Regions from separate parts of the Homo sapiens genome. Here region 2 is linked to region 1. A link is a contact called in ENCODE Hi-C or POLR2A ChIA-PET data. All regions are on one chromosome and are shown on one strand. The core of a region is the stretch at or near the end of the contact, and the rest is flanking DNA. Distances in the headings are between cores, read along the strand shown.

Evidence for each region. A loop is a pair of places that touch in the nucleus more often than their neighbours do. ChIA-PET counts read pairs that join two places held with the same protein, here RNA polymerase II (POLR2A). Pooled maps may share reads with other maps.
Region 2: a loop to region 1 is called in a pooled map, with 3 times the contacts of the local background. The contact joins the enhancer-like site here to the promoter of HMGB3 in region 1. A Hi-C loop is called at or near these places in 4 of 50 pooled maps. POLR2A ChIA-PET finds 5 or more read pairs at or near these places in 4 of 52 experiments (HEK293T, Panc1 and WTC11).

What each region holds. Positions count from the first base shown.
Region 1 is chrX:150,981,053-150,987,722 of GRCh38, forward strand. It overlaps HMGB3 (high mobility group box 3), which reads left to right and starts at 2,283. Exons shown (of 5, transcript NM_005342.4): 1 at 2,283-2,324; 2 at 4,543-4,697; 3 at 4,999-5,138; 4 at 6,076-6,250. The coding sequence starts at 4,548. RefSeq lists an enhancer at 1,297-1,992 and a silencer at 2,114-2,313.
Region 2 is chrX:150,865,766-150,872,435 of GRCh38, forward strand. The region is part of intron 1 of CD99L2 (CD99 molecule like 2); the gene reads right to left. Among named protein-coding and RNA genes, the nearest start is that of CD99L2, 30 kb to the right of the region's middle. Within about 2 kb of position 3,913, at least 4 of the 41 ENCODE cell types and tissues checked have a DNase peak (open chromatin) inside an H3K27ac peak, as active enhancers do.

The DNA.
Region 1 (6,670 bases), core at 1,033-3,532:
GATCACTTGTGGAAACCCTGCTCCCCTCTAGGCCTTGTGGAGACAGGGGAAGAGGGAGTGGCTTGGGCAGGTCAGGCCCTGGGAAACTGCTTGTAGAAGGAGCAGGGAGGGGCTGTCTGTCTGGAGAAAAGGCCTGGCCTGCCATGAACTATCTGAAGGGTGAGGGATTACCCTGTGTGGAGATGTTGACCTTAAGGCTCAGAGGTGGCTGGAGATGGAAGGAACTGCCATGAAGGAAGATGGTAAGCTCCCTATGAGTGGAGGTATGCAAGCAGAAGGCAGGCAACCACTAAGCTGGTTCTAACAGGACAGAGGGATGGATGAGGTGGCCTTAAGATCTCTGAACTCCTGAGTCTGTAGTGGGGACCTGGGTTAGTGACACAATACCTGCCTGCTCTTGTCAAAAGCAGCACTATCTCTGCCTTTTTTTTTTTTTTTTCGGAGTCTTGCTCTGTTGCCCAGGCTGGAGTGCAGTAGCATGATCTTGGCTCACTGCAACCTCCACCTCCCAGGTTAAAGCGATTCTCCTGCCTCAGCCTCCTACAGGCATGCATCACCACACCTGGCTAATTTTTTTGTATTTTTAGTAGAGACGGGGCTTCATCAGATTGGCCAGGCTGGTCTTGAACTCCTGATCTCGTGATCCGCCTGCCTCAGCCTCCCAAAGTACTGGAATTACAGGCATGAGCCACCGCGCTTGGCCTCTATCTTTGCCTTTTGATCTGGATTGGAACCTTGATGATGGGAGCCAACAGCACCAGCTTCAGGGGCTCAGGCTTGGCTGGGAGGCTCAGAGGAGTTGGTAAGAGGGGGCGTAGGGGTGAAGAAGCAGGTGCCCTGTGAAGCCAGATCCTTTGCACACCTCAAACTCAGCCACGGTTTCTGGAAGCAGCATTTGGAAAATTCATGTTCTGGTGGGGCTTATTTCTGAATATAGGACTCATAAATAGCTGGATCTCTTGGCCTTTCAAAGAAAAGAAAAACCAAACTCATGACATCTCTTCCTTTGCATTATTTTCTCCAACTGTCAATCTTTAAACTGCTCTTTTTCTCACCCTTTCATTCTTTCCAGGCAAGGGCCCTCAGATACTTTCTTTCCAAATAGGGCTGATACTTGCATTTGAAGTGGAGTATTTCTTCCTTGCGTGGGACTGTCCTATGCAATGTAGGATATTTAGTATCCCCGGCCGTTCCTTCCTCTTATTGAATTCCAGCAACACCTGCCAGTCATCCAGGCACCGGCCCCACGAATTTCAGAACATCCCTTACAGAAGTGACACTGCGGCTCCTATACTTTGAAAAACATTGCCTGAATCCCCAAAGAAGTGACTAGCTCAAGGCCATACCACCAGCCAATGGCAAAGTGGAGATCAAGTCAAATCCCATTCATTCATTCATTCACTCATTCATTCCCGAAGCTTTAATTCTTTGCTCTAGGGTGTGTCAGGAGAGCAGAGGGAATGAGGGCCTTGAACCGAGACAGTGAAGAGGGTAAGAAGAAAAGTGTTATTCTTTGCCCACAAAACTACAATTTCTCACAAATTCTCTGCTCTTGCCAAATTTTGTTTTCCTCTTTTAGCCCGTCGGTTCCGCAATTTCGGGCGCAAATAAAGACCTTCTGGCATTTAGTGGAAAGAGCCTAGTTGAGCACGATCCGCAGAAGCGGAATCAGGTGGCTTTCGGATAGGCAGCGAGATCCGAGGACTAAATCCCGAGGTCTTGGCGAGCAAGCAGCTGCCCTCCGCCAGGCATCGAGGAGCGAGCTGCCGCCGCGTTTCTGTCGCGGCGCCGCGGCCGAACCGGGTAGAGGTGGTCTACCATCGGCCCTTCGTGGTGGGCCCAGGGGTGTTTCCCCGGGCAGGGGAGCTGACTGCAGGCCAGGGGCGCCAAGGCCGCGGTGCGGTGGGAGCAGAGGGCAGCGCAGCGGGGCTGGACTTCATCTTCCCACGCCAGAGGCCGAGGCCTCCGGGAATCGCAGGGCCACCTCTTCAAAGCCCTTGGCGATCCCAGTTCTGTTCCCCGAGGGGGCTGGCGAGGTGGGCGGGGCGGGCAGGCGAGACTAGGTCTTTCCCTGTTTGGCCTCCGTAGCCGGCGCCGGCGGGTCGTTCTGTTTGAATGAATGATCCCAGCAGCCGCGCCCAATGGGCGTCCACGCCTGCTTAATATGCATGAGGCCCGCAGCCAATGGCCAGGCGAGGAGGCTGTTTTAAACGGCAGAGCCCGCTGGCCAATCAGGCGGCTCTCGTGGAGGCAGCTAGCGCGAGGCTGGGGAGCGCTGAGCCGCGCGTCGTGCCCTGCGCTGCCCAGACTAGCGAACAATACAGGTACGTCTCGCACCGCCCGCTCCCGCCGCCGCCGCCGCCGCCGCCGCCGCCGCCGCCGCCGCCGCCGCCGCCGCCGCAGCGCCCGCACAACTTTCCGGCCCGCGCCGCCGTGAGCGCGCCCTGCCGCCGCCTCCCCCTGCCTCTACTCCCCATTCCCTTCCCGCCCCCTCCGCCTTCCCTCCTGCTAGGCGGCCGGGAAGGAAGAAGCAATTCAGGTGTTTCAACTTTTCCAACGCGTTCCCCGAGCTCCCCGCTTTCGGGGGTCGGCCCCCTCGGCGGACGCCCGCCCGTGGCGGCCCCAGGGGCCGCAGCCGGGAACCCAGGGCCCCCGAGGCCAGATGTTTGGGCAGCTGCGGCTGCGGCGGCTGGGCGAGCAGAGGGGCGGCTGCGGGCTGTGGGCGCTGGGCGGCGGCAGCGGGAAGGGGGCCGGGAGTTCCCCGGCCCGCGACGGACTCCGCTGGGGAACGGGCGGCCGGTGCCCGCCGGGGGCTGCGCGGCTGGTGCCCGCCGGGGGCCGCCGCACGGGCAAACTTCGCTCCCGGGCTTGGCCCGGCGCCGCGCGGGCCCGCAGGCTACGCCGCTGGCTCTGCGTTAACATGGCCGTCGCGGAGCGCCCGGTGGCCCGGGGGGGCGCGGGCCGGCCGCCCCCCTCTCGCCTCCCGCCCGCCCGGCGCCGCCGCCGCCGCTAACATGGCTGGCGCGGCGCTGGCCTCCGGCGAGGGCAGGGGAGGCGGGCGGAGCGGTCGGCGGGGCGCCCGGCGGGCTCCGGCCTCGGCCCCGGCGCCCGCGGCCCGGGGCGGGCGGCTCGGAGGGCCGGGGGCGCCGCTGCGGGCCCTGGAGCGGCCGAGCGTCATGGCTGCACGGGCGCCTTTGTTATCCCGAGGAGTGCGCCCCGCGCCGGGGGGCGGGGAGGTCCGGCCCGGGCCCCCGAGCCCCCGGGCGGCCCGGGCGGGGCGGGGCGGGGCGGGGTGGGGGCCGACGGGCGGGCGGCGGCGGCGGGGCCCGGGCCGCTTTGTTCGCCGCTGTCGCCGCCGCCCGCGCCGGCCGCGCGCGGATCAGCCATTTTAGCGAGTGGGACTCCGAGGCGCGGCGGACGCCGCCACCAGTGCCGCGGCTGCCGCCGGCCCGGCCGCACACCCCCCGCGCACCGCCACCGCCGCCGCCCCCGGCCCCGCGCGTCCCCCGGGGATGACAGCGGCGGATTTCAGGGGCACTTTCTTTCATCAGGAGGCTTTTGACAAAATGGAAGGTGAATTACGGGTGTCCCGGTGACCCGGCACGGGGGCCGAGGCGGGCTGCCTGCTGCCGGCCGGGACTCCCCCGCTCCCGGTCCCGCCCCGCCCGGGCCGCCGCTGCGGGTCTCTGTTGGGCAGCCTCCTGGGCGGCTGCTGCCAAGGGGAGCTCTTTAGTTTTACATGATGACCTTGGGTGTGGGAAAAGGAAAAGATGGCGGGAAGCTGGGGGGTGGGACAGGGACGATGACATGCCGCAGCTGCATTTTTATTTGGAAACTTTGGAGAAAGTGTTCTCGGCTGGACCTGCATTCTGGGTTACAGATGAGCACGACTAGCCCTTTTTATACACCCTCCCCCTTTAGATAGTGACGAAGTGATGAATTGAACTAATAGTACGGGGGTACCTGCTCACTTTCCAGATCTCCCGTGTTGTAAAGCCGTTTTTTTAGTAAGCCAAAACACATCAACAATAGTGACAATTTCAGATGTCCCCTACGTATAGTTCTCCTGCTTTGGTCTTGTGTTCAGCAGTGGTAAGAGTTGTTGTTTTTAATTGTGTTAACAGTTAGCAGATGACCAGATAGTCTTAAGTCATAGATTTCAAGCTTCTATCACCCCCACCAAATGTGTCCTCTCTCTACCCTTCCCACTTTGTGATTGTAGTTTCCAAAACATAGCAGTTCTGTAAACGTAACACTGAGTACCCTACTTGGGTCGGCTCCATTTGGAGCACTTGATCGCTTTTGAGAAGTAACTCGCAAACCAGCGCGCTTCGTGCTGGTCAAAAGTTAAATGACAAGCGACAATGAAGCTGATTTCTTTCCTACTCTGCCTTCTGCCACTGGTGTCCGGCATTGGGGGAAGGGGACTTCCTAACAGCAAGTGTAGTTTTAGTTTTGCTCTGCCTTTGGTACGTCTTGTACTTCTTGTCAATTCCTCCTTGCTTTTCCTCATTGTATTTCTTTGTTTCTCTTTTATCACAGTCAGGATGGCTAAAGGTGACCCCAAGAAACCAAAGGGCAAGATGTCCGCTTATGCCTTCTTTGTGCAGACATGCAGAGAAGAACATAAGAAGAAAAACCCAGAGGTCCCTGTCAATTTTGCGGAATTTTCCAAGAAGTGCTCTGAGAGGTGGAAGGTATTTTTCTTTGGTACCCTTCAAACTAGTCTTAGTTGGGTTTCTTACTTTGGGGTTACTTACCTTCAGATTTTCTCCCAGATAGCTGCTTGCTTCCTCTTTTACTTTTACTTAGAATCATTTTTGCTTGTCTTAAGAATTTTGTGTGTGTGCTTTTATTTTTTTAAGGCCCTGCACAGGTTTCAGGCCTTTACCTACCCCCTTTTGCAAGTGGTTCTAGCAACTGCTAGTTTAATCACAAGAAACTGAATAGGTATGTGTTCACTGCATCGAGGGATTTAACGAGTCCTGTTCTTTGCAGACGATGTCCGGGAAAGAGAAATCTAAATTTGATGAAATGGCAAAGGCAGATAAAGTGCGCTATGATCGGGAAATGAAGGATTATGGACCAGCTAAGGGAGGCAAGAAGAAGAAGGATCCTAATGCTCCCAAAAGGCCACCGTAAGTGACTATAGGATTCAAGATAACAATTAATACCTTTTCTTCTGCTTGGAGGATTTGGTTTTTTGGTCGTCCTGTATTTCATTTCAAAATGAAATATTTTTTAAAAGATACTTAAAAGATGGCAATACCTCTGCAAACCATTCTGTACTTGGGCTTTACGATGCAGTGCCAGCGTTGTCTGTGGTTAAGGCTGAAGTGTTTGTGGGCTGTGCTTGCACATTCACAGTGGTTGTCTGTTGGCCTTTCCATTGTGAAGGAGGCACTCTAGTTTTGGTTGTCAGGGTCCTTGAAGTATGTTCTTTATGCCTTTCCTAGTAATTGAAAGACTGGGACAGCACCATATATATATGCGCGTATATATACGCATATGTATTATATATGCATACACACACACAGAGCACCATATATATATGCGCGTATATATACGCATATATTTTATATATGCATACACACACACACGCATACATATTTGAGATGGAGTTTCGCTCTTGACCAGGCTGGAGTGCAAGGTGTGATCTTGGCTCACTGCAACCTCCACCTCCTGGGTTCAAGTGATTCTCCTGCCTCAGCCTCCTGAGTAGCTGGGATTACAGACATGCACCACCATGCCCGGCTAATTTTTTTTATATTTTTAGTAGAGACGGGGTTTCTCCATGTTGGTCAGGCTGGTCTGAAACTCCCAACCTCAGGTGATCCGCCTGCCTCGGCCTCCCAAAGTGCTGGAATTACAGGCGTGAGCCGCGCACCACATATTTTTCTAACCTTATATATTTTAGAACCTACAACTTTGTAGCATTGTATATGGTATCATAGATTACTTCACTTTAGGGAGAAGTCATAGTGGTAGGAGGGAGATGCTTCTCAGGAATGTGGGATTTCAACTTTAACTCAAATTTTTTGTGGTTTCTCATGTAATGTATGTAATTCTTCCAAGGTCTGGATTCTTCCTGTTCTGTTCAGAATTCCGCCCCAAGATCAAATCCACAAACCCCGGCATCTCTATTGGAGACGTGGCAAAAAAGCTGGGTGAGATGTGGAATAATTTAAATGACAGTGAAAAGCAGCCTTACATCACTAAGGCGGCAAAGCTGAAGGAGAAGTATGAGAAGGTAAGGTGGGGCTGGAAGCCTGGACTGGTGAACAGGCAGTGGTTCTGCTATCAGTAGGTTGCAGGGCATGTGGCAGCTTTGCTGGGCTGAGTACTTAGCATAGCGCTCAAGGGCCCATCCCCCTGCAAGGTAGCTACGGGTGCTGGTGTTCATGCTTTTTTTTGACAGGTCTTTGTTTTGGGGACAACTTCAGGCTTGAAAAATTTTCCTTACTCTTTAAGGAAAAAAAAATGTTAACAGAGGATTTGATAGTCCTACTAATGTGACTTGAAGGACACTTGAACACCCACTAACTTTTAAATTCGAATGGCTAAGAACCAAATTCATATATGGAAACACTTCAGATATATATGATAGCAGCACTGTCTTACTTGATTTCAATTCCTGTCCTCTTACCTGAGATGAGGACTGCATGTTTCT
Region 2 (6,670 bases), core at 2,663-5,162, 110 kb before region 1:
TAGCAACAGGAAAAAGAAGATGAAAACTAAACTGAAGTTTGGGTAGTGGTATTTTTAAAAACCTAATTTAGGGGGCCAGGTGTGGTGGCTCCCACCTGTCATCCCAACACTTTGGGAGGCCGAGATGGGAGGATTGCTTGAGCCCAGAAGTTCGAGACCAGCCTGGCCAACGTAGTGAAAACCCATCTCTACAATAAATACAAAAATTGGCTGGGCGTGGTGATGCACTCCTGTAGTCCGTGCTACTCTGGAGGCTGAAGTGGGAGAATCGCTTAAGCCCAGGGGTGGTGGAGGCTGTGGTGAGCCGTGATTGTGCCACTGCACTCCAGCCTGGGCAACAGAGTGAGACCCTGTCTCAAAAAACAAAACAAAATAAAAAACCAATTTTAGGAATCCTTCAACTATCAGCCTGCAGAGAACCCAAAGACATGGGGAACTGTGCTCTTGGAATTCTTGACCATTCAGCCCAGCAATTCTCAGATGCAAAATGCCCAGGTAGGGGATGGGATCCTGGAACAACAACAAAAAAAAACACACCAGGAAAAAACTAAGGAATTCTGAATAAAACATGGACTTTAATAACAGTGTATCAATACTGATTTATTGATTGTGATAAATGTACTATACTAATTTGCAATGTCAATAATAAGAGAGGGATAAAGAGGTCAGATAATGGGTACAAAAACGCTGGGTGCAGTGGCTCATGCCTGTAATCTCAATACTTTGGGAGGCCAAGGCAGAAGGATTGCTTGAGGACAGGAGTTCAAGAACAGCCTAAGCAAAATAACAAGACCCTGTCTCTATTAAAAAAAAAAATTAAACTTTAAAATGAGTGCAAAAATATAGTTAGAAAGATTAAGTTCTACTATTATATAACACAGTAGAGTGACTCTAGTTAACAAGAATTTATTGTATATTTCAAAATAGCTAGATGAGAAGAATTATAATGTGCTCAACACAAAGAAATGATAAATGTATGAGGTGGTGGCTATTCTAATTACCTTGATTTGATCATTACACATGATATACATGTATCAGAGTATCACAGGTACCCCTACAATATGTACAATGATACATCAATTTTTATACAGGTTTTTGAACAGGGGAAACTGGGTGTGTAGCACATGAGAAGACTCTGCTATTTTCACAATTTTTCTATAAATCCAAAATGTTCTAAAATTTAAAAATCAAAAGAAAAAAAAAACAGGTAGCTCCTGGGACCTATTTCATCCTACTCATCAGCCTGTTTTTTTTGTTTTCTAGTTTTTCCAAATGTGCAAAAACTTTCCTAATTACTGTATGTTTACTGAAGACATTCCTTTTTTACTTTTATTTTTTAATTGACAAATAATAGTTGTACATGGCTGGAGGTGGTGGCTCACACCTGTAATTCCAGCACTTTGGGAGGATGGGGCAGGCAGATCACTCGAGTCCAGGAGTTCAAGACTAGCTTGGGCTACGTGGCAAAACCCTGTCTGTACCAAAAATACAAAAATTAGCCAGGTGTGGGGGGACACGCCTGTAGTTTCAGCTACTTGGGAGGCTGAGGCAGGAGGATCACTTGAGCTTGGGAAGCAAAGGTTGTAGTGAGCTGAGATCTCCCCTACTGCGCTCCAGCTTGGGCAACAGACTGAGACCTTGTCTCAAAATAATTAACTGTAGTACATATTCATGAGGCATATAGTGATGTACTGATACATATAATAACATAATGTGGGCCAGGTGCGGTGGCTCACGCCTGTAATCCCAGCACTTTGGGAGGCCAAGGAGGGCGGATCACCTGAGGTCAGGAGTTCGAGACCAGCCTGGCCAACATGGTGAAACCCTGTCTCTAATAAAACTACATGGCTGGGCACGGTGGCTCACGCCTTTAATCCCAGCACTTTGGGAGGCCGAGACGGGGGGATCACAAGGTCAGGAGATCAAGACCATCCTGGCTAACACGGTGAAACCCCGTCTCTACTAAAAATACAAAAAACTAGCTGGGCGTGGTGGCATGTGCCTATAATCCCAGCTACTCGGGAGGCTGAGGCAGGAGAATCGCTTGAACCCGGGAGGTGGAGGTTGTAGTGAGCCGAGATCGTGCCACTGCACTCCAGCCTGGGCGACAGAGTGAGACTCTGTCTCAAAAAAAAAAAAAAAAAAAAAAAAAAAAAACCTACAAAAATTAGCTGGGCGTGGTAGCACATGCCTGTAATCCCAGCTACTTGGGAGGCTGAGGCAGGAAAACAGCTTGAGCCAGGGAGGCGGAGCTTGCAGTCAGCAGAGATTGTGCCATTGCACTCCAGCCTAGGCGACAGAGTGAGACTCCATCTCAAAAATAATAATAATAATAATAATAATAATAATAATAATAATAATATATTGTATGGTGCCCACATTAGTGTAATTAGCGTATCCATCATTTCAAACATTTATCATTTCTTCATGTTGGTAACATTCAATATCCTCCTTCTGGCTATTTAAAACCATATATTCTTGGCTGGGTACAGTGGCTCACGCCTATAATCCCAACAGTTTGAGAGGCCAAGGCGGGCAGATCACTTGAGATCAGGAGCTCGAGACCAGCCTGGCCAACATGGTGAAACCCCACCTCTACTAAAACTACAAAAATTAGCTGGGCATGGTGGCACATGCCTGTAATCCCAGCTACTCGGGAGGTTGAAGCAGAAGAATCGCTTAGCCTGGGAGGCAGAGGTTGCAGTGAGCCAAGATCTCTGTACTCCAGCCTGGGTGACACAGTGAGACTCTTGTCACACACATACACAAGAAACATATATTCTTGTTAACTGTAGTCATCCTAATAGTATAGAACACTAGACTTATTCTTCCTATCTAGCTGTAATTTTGTATCCTTTACAAAATCTCTTCCTAACTGCCCCCTTCCCCCTAGCCTTCCCAGCCTCTAGTATCCTCGAATCCACTTTTTACTTCTATGAGATTAACTTTATTTAGCTTCCATATATGAGTGAGAACATGTGGTGTTTCACTTTCTGTTGCTATCAGCCTGGGTTTTAAGAGGACAGAGGCTCAGGGATGTAGGTGGTTTCCTGTGAAGACTCCAATCCTTTGAATAGAATCCATGGAAGCATACTTGTGATGGCCTCGTGGCAGAAGATGATTAAAACTGAGTTACACACATGAGGATCAATAAACAAAGATGACTATGATGCTGGATCAGATTTCTGTGATGTTCTCTTTTGCAATCTGCCAAATTCTCTGCTCTTCAATAGTTTCTCTCATGGTCAAGGCAAGTGAATGAGACTTTCCTGGATAATAAGTTTAGTATTTTCTGAAAATGAGCTTGTCCCGATGATGGTCCCTGTGAAATGCCTCTCCTTGTGAGTCTGTTCTCTCATCACTAGTAGGAATGTCTAGGTTCTGTATCCAGCCTAAGAACCTCCAAAGGAACCTCCTGGAAATCTCACCTTGTAAGTTAACTTCTCAGCATCTAACTCCCATGTGTGCAGGGAGACCTGTACAAACCATTGCCATCTGAGGAAATGGCACCACTGCTCCTCAAGCCAGAAACTTGGGCATTACCCATGACAACTCCTTCCCCTCACCACCCACATCCGACCCATCAATGAGGCCAGTCAATTCGACCTAACAAATCCCTCTTGCATCCAGTCATTTCCTTCAGGCCCACTGCCATCACCCTGGTCCCTCCACTAAGCACTTTGGACATACCTTACTCTAGTTCATTTCCACTTTGTTTCTATCTCATATTTGTATGTAATTCTAATGTTTTCGGTATGTGTGTGATTGTGTCTTCTCCAGATTTCTTCTGGATCTTCCCAAGGTGCTCTACTGATCTGACAGAAAACACCCTTCAGAGTGCCCTGAGTGGCTGCCAGTCCACAGCTAGCCAGTCAGGAGAGGACGGCATGTGCTTGTGTCACTGTTGCCAGCCAAGGCGTCTGCTCAGGCCCTCTCTTTGCCTTCCTCAATAAAGAGCTATTTTACAACCTTTGTACTAAAGAGAGAAGAAAATAATCAGACTCCCTCTTTGAGAAGTGTTCTTTGAAAATGACTATCCATATAAGCAAGTAGTTTTAAAAAAAAACTCTTTCAAACATGTTTGTATCTTTGGCCTTTTGGAGGAAGATGGGGAGGGGAGACTGGGGAGGGAAGACTGGGGAGGGAATAGCTGACTGGCAAGGTTGTTCTCATCCCCACTGCTGGTGAGGCATTTGATTTCATAAGTATTAATCAGAATCACTCTTGATTATAGCAAAAACAACCTTTGCTATAATTTTAATGCAATTAACTAGAATATATGGTAATTCTGAGCAATCTTGCTCTTGAGATTAAAGAACAGCCTGCCAGGAAACATACGAATAAAGCTTTAAGATCAAAATTTGCATAATTAGGTTTCTTCCCTGCTCTGCCCACCCCAACCCCACCCTCTCTGGCTATGCTAAATTCTGCTTAAAGGAGATATTAAAAGTCAGCAAGCCTACTGCCTGGGCTTCCCTCCCAGGCTGGCATGTTCCTCTGTGAAAGCATGTTTATGTTCCGTGCAACACAGCTCTGATGGACTAACAGACAGCCAAAGACAGGCGGACGAATTACAGAGTGCACAGATTTTAAGCCATACTTCCAGAGGCTGGAGTAAACAAGTCACAATGCCTTCATGGTACTAAACTGCCAGGAAGCAGTCCGTACAAAAATGAGCCGGGCATTGTGGCATGTGCCTGTAATCCCAGCTTCTCAGGAGGCTGAAGCAGAAGAATTGCTTAGCCAGTGAGGCAGAGGTTGCAAATTTGTCATCCTGCTCTGTGGAGGTATCATACTAATCAATGCATCAAACCCCAGAACTACAGGTTTCATATTCAATGTTTTAATGCCTGGTCACAAAGGATGTCCTCATCACATATTCCTCCCTCCTCCCAGGCTCAGGAACTGCTGCCACCAGAAAGGCTCCACCTCCTACACCCCTCCTTTAACAGGGGCTGGGACAGCCAGAGCCACTGTCTCACCCCACTGCACTGCACCCCCCCATCCTAGCAGCCCCAGAATCCCTAACTCTCTTGGGAGAGTCCGCCTTGCTCCAGGAGGGAAGAAAAGGCAGCAAGCAGTTATTTTCCTGTATAAGGGACAAGCAGAACTGTGCACATACACTCCTGAGAAGAGGGGGAATGCGAGGAGTGACGGGAGCACTCGCACCCATCTGGCACGCTGGCTGAGGGCTGAGCATCTACAGGAACTAGCGAAACAATCCCTATGCCTCCCACACACAAAAGGATTTTTAACATTTAAAATTGTGGGAAATGTCGACAGTCCCATTTCCTTTTAAATAACTTATTCTTGGATGTGCAGTAAGGCTTGGGCCAAAAGGTTAATATTCCTTTATCAGAAGGCTTAGAAGACACAGAAATCATTTTTGCTATTTGCTGCTTTGAAAATGCAGAAAGGAGGAAAATGACAAGACAGGGGAACAGTTGGTCCTTTTTTTTACCTTCAACCTCAAGCTGTAACCCCACACCAGAGATTACTCACATAACTAAAAACAGGCTCTGACCTCTTGCTCAAGCACTCATATTTATATCCTCTATCTCTCAAAACCCCTGGAAAATATCAGAAAAGCAGCCTACAAGCAAATACATTCATGAAAGCACTAGAAACACGAGGCAGGTAGGGAGGGCATCCACAGATTCAGACTGAAGGTTGATAAGATTGGAATGACAGAAAAATCAAAGCTGGAGGAGCCGAACACCAGCAAATATTGGATATGGTGCAGAGGAACTGGAACTCATATACTGCTGGTAGGAGTAGAAAATGGTACAACCACTTTGGAAAACTCTAACTGTTTCTTAGAAAAAGTTAAACATCTTCACACCCCATGAGTCAGCAATCTCACTCCTAGGTTCCATCCAAGAGAAATGAAAACATATCCCCAAAAAGCCTTGGACACAAATATTCGCAGCAGCTTGATTTGTAATAGCTCTAAAGTGAAAATAACCCAAGTGTCCATCAATAGGAGAATAGATAAATAGAATAGATGCACATAATGGAAAACTGTTCAGCAGTGAAAAGGAATGCTGACACATACAGTACGGCTGAATCTTGAAAACATTATGCTGCATGAAAGAGCTAGAAACAAAAAAGGAAATAATCTATAGTTTCAATTCTATGAAATTCTAGAAGAGATAAAATTAACCTATGGTATAAAAATCAGATCAGGCTGGGCACAACGGCTCACCTGTCATCCCAGCACTTCAGGAGGCTGAGATAAGAGAATCACTTGAGCCCAGGAGTTCAAGACAAGCCTGGGCAATGTAGGGAGACCCTGTCTCTACAAAAAAGTTAAAAATCAGCCAGTCATGGTGGTACATGCCTATGGTCCCAGCTACTTGGGAGTCTGAGGTGGAAGGATTGCTGGAGCCCGGGAGGTCAAGGCTGCAGTGAGCTGTGATTGTGCCACTGTACTCTAGCCTGGGTGACAGAGTGAGACCCTGTCTCAAACAAAAACAAACAAAAAAACACTCATAAACAGATCAGTGGTTGCTGGGGGCAAGGTGGGGAAGTGCTATGAGGGAACATTCTGGGGGTGACAGAAAATGTTCTGTCTTGATATGCACTCATTGAAACTGACTGAACTTAAAGATCTTAATATGTTAGCATTTTACTGTATGTGAATTATACCTCATTAAAAAAATGTTTAGGA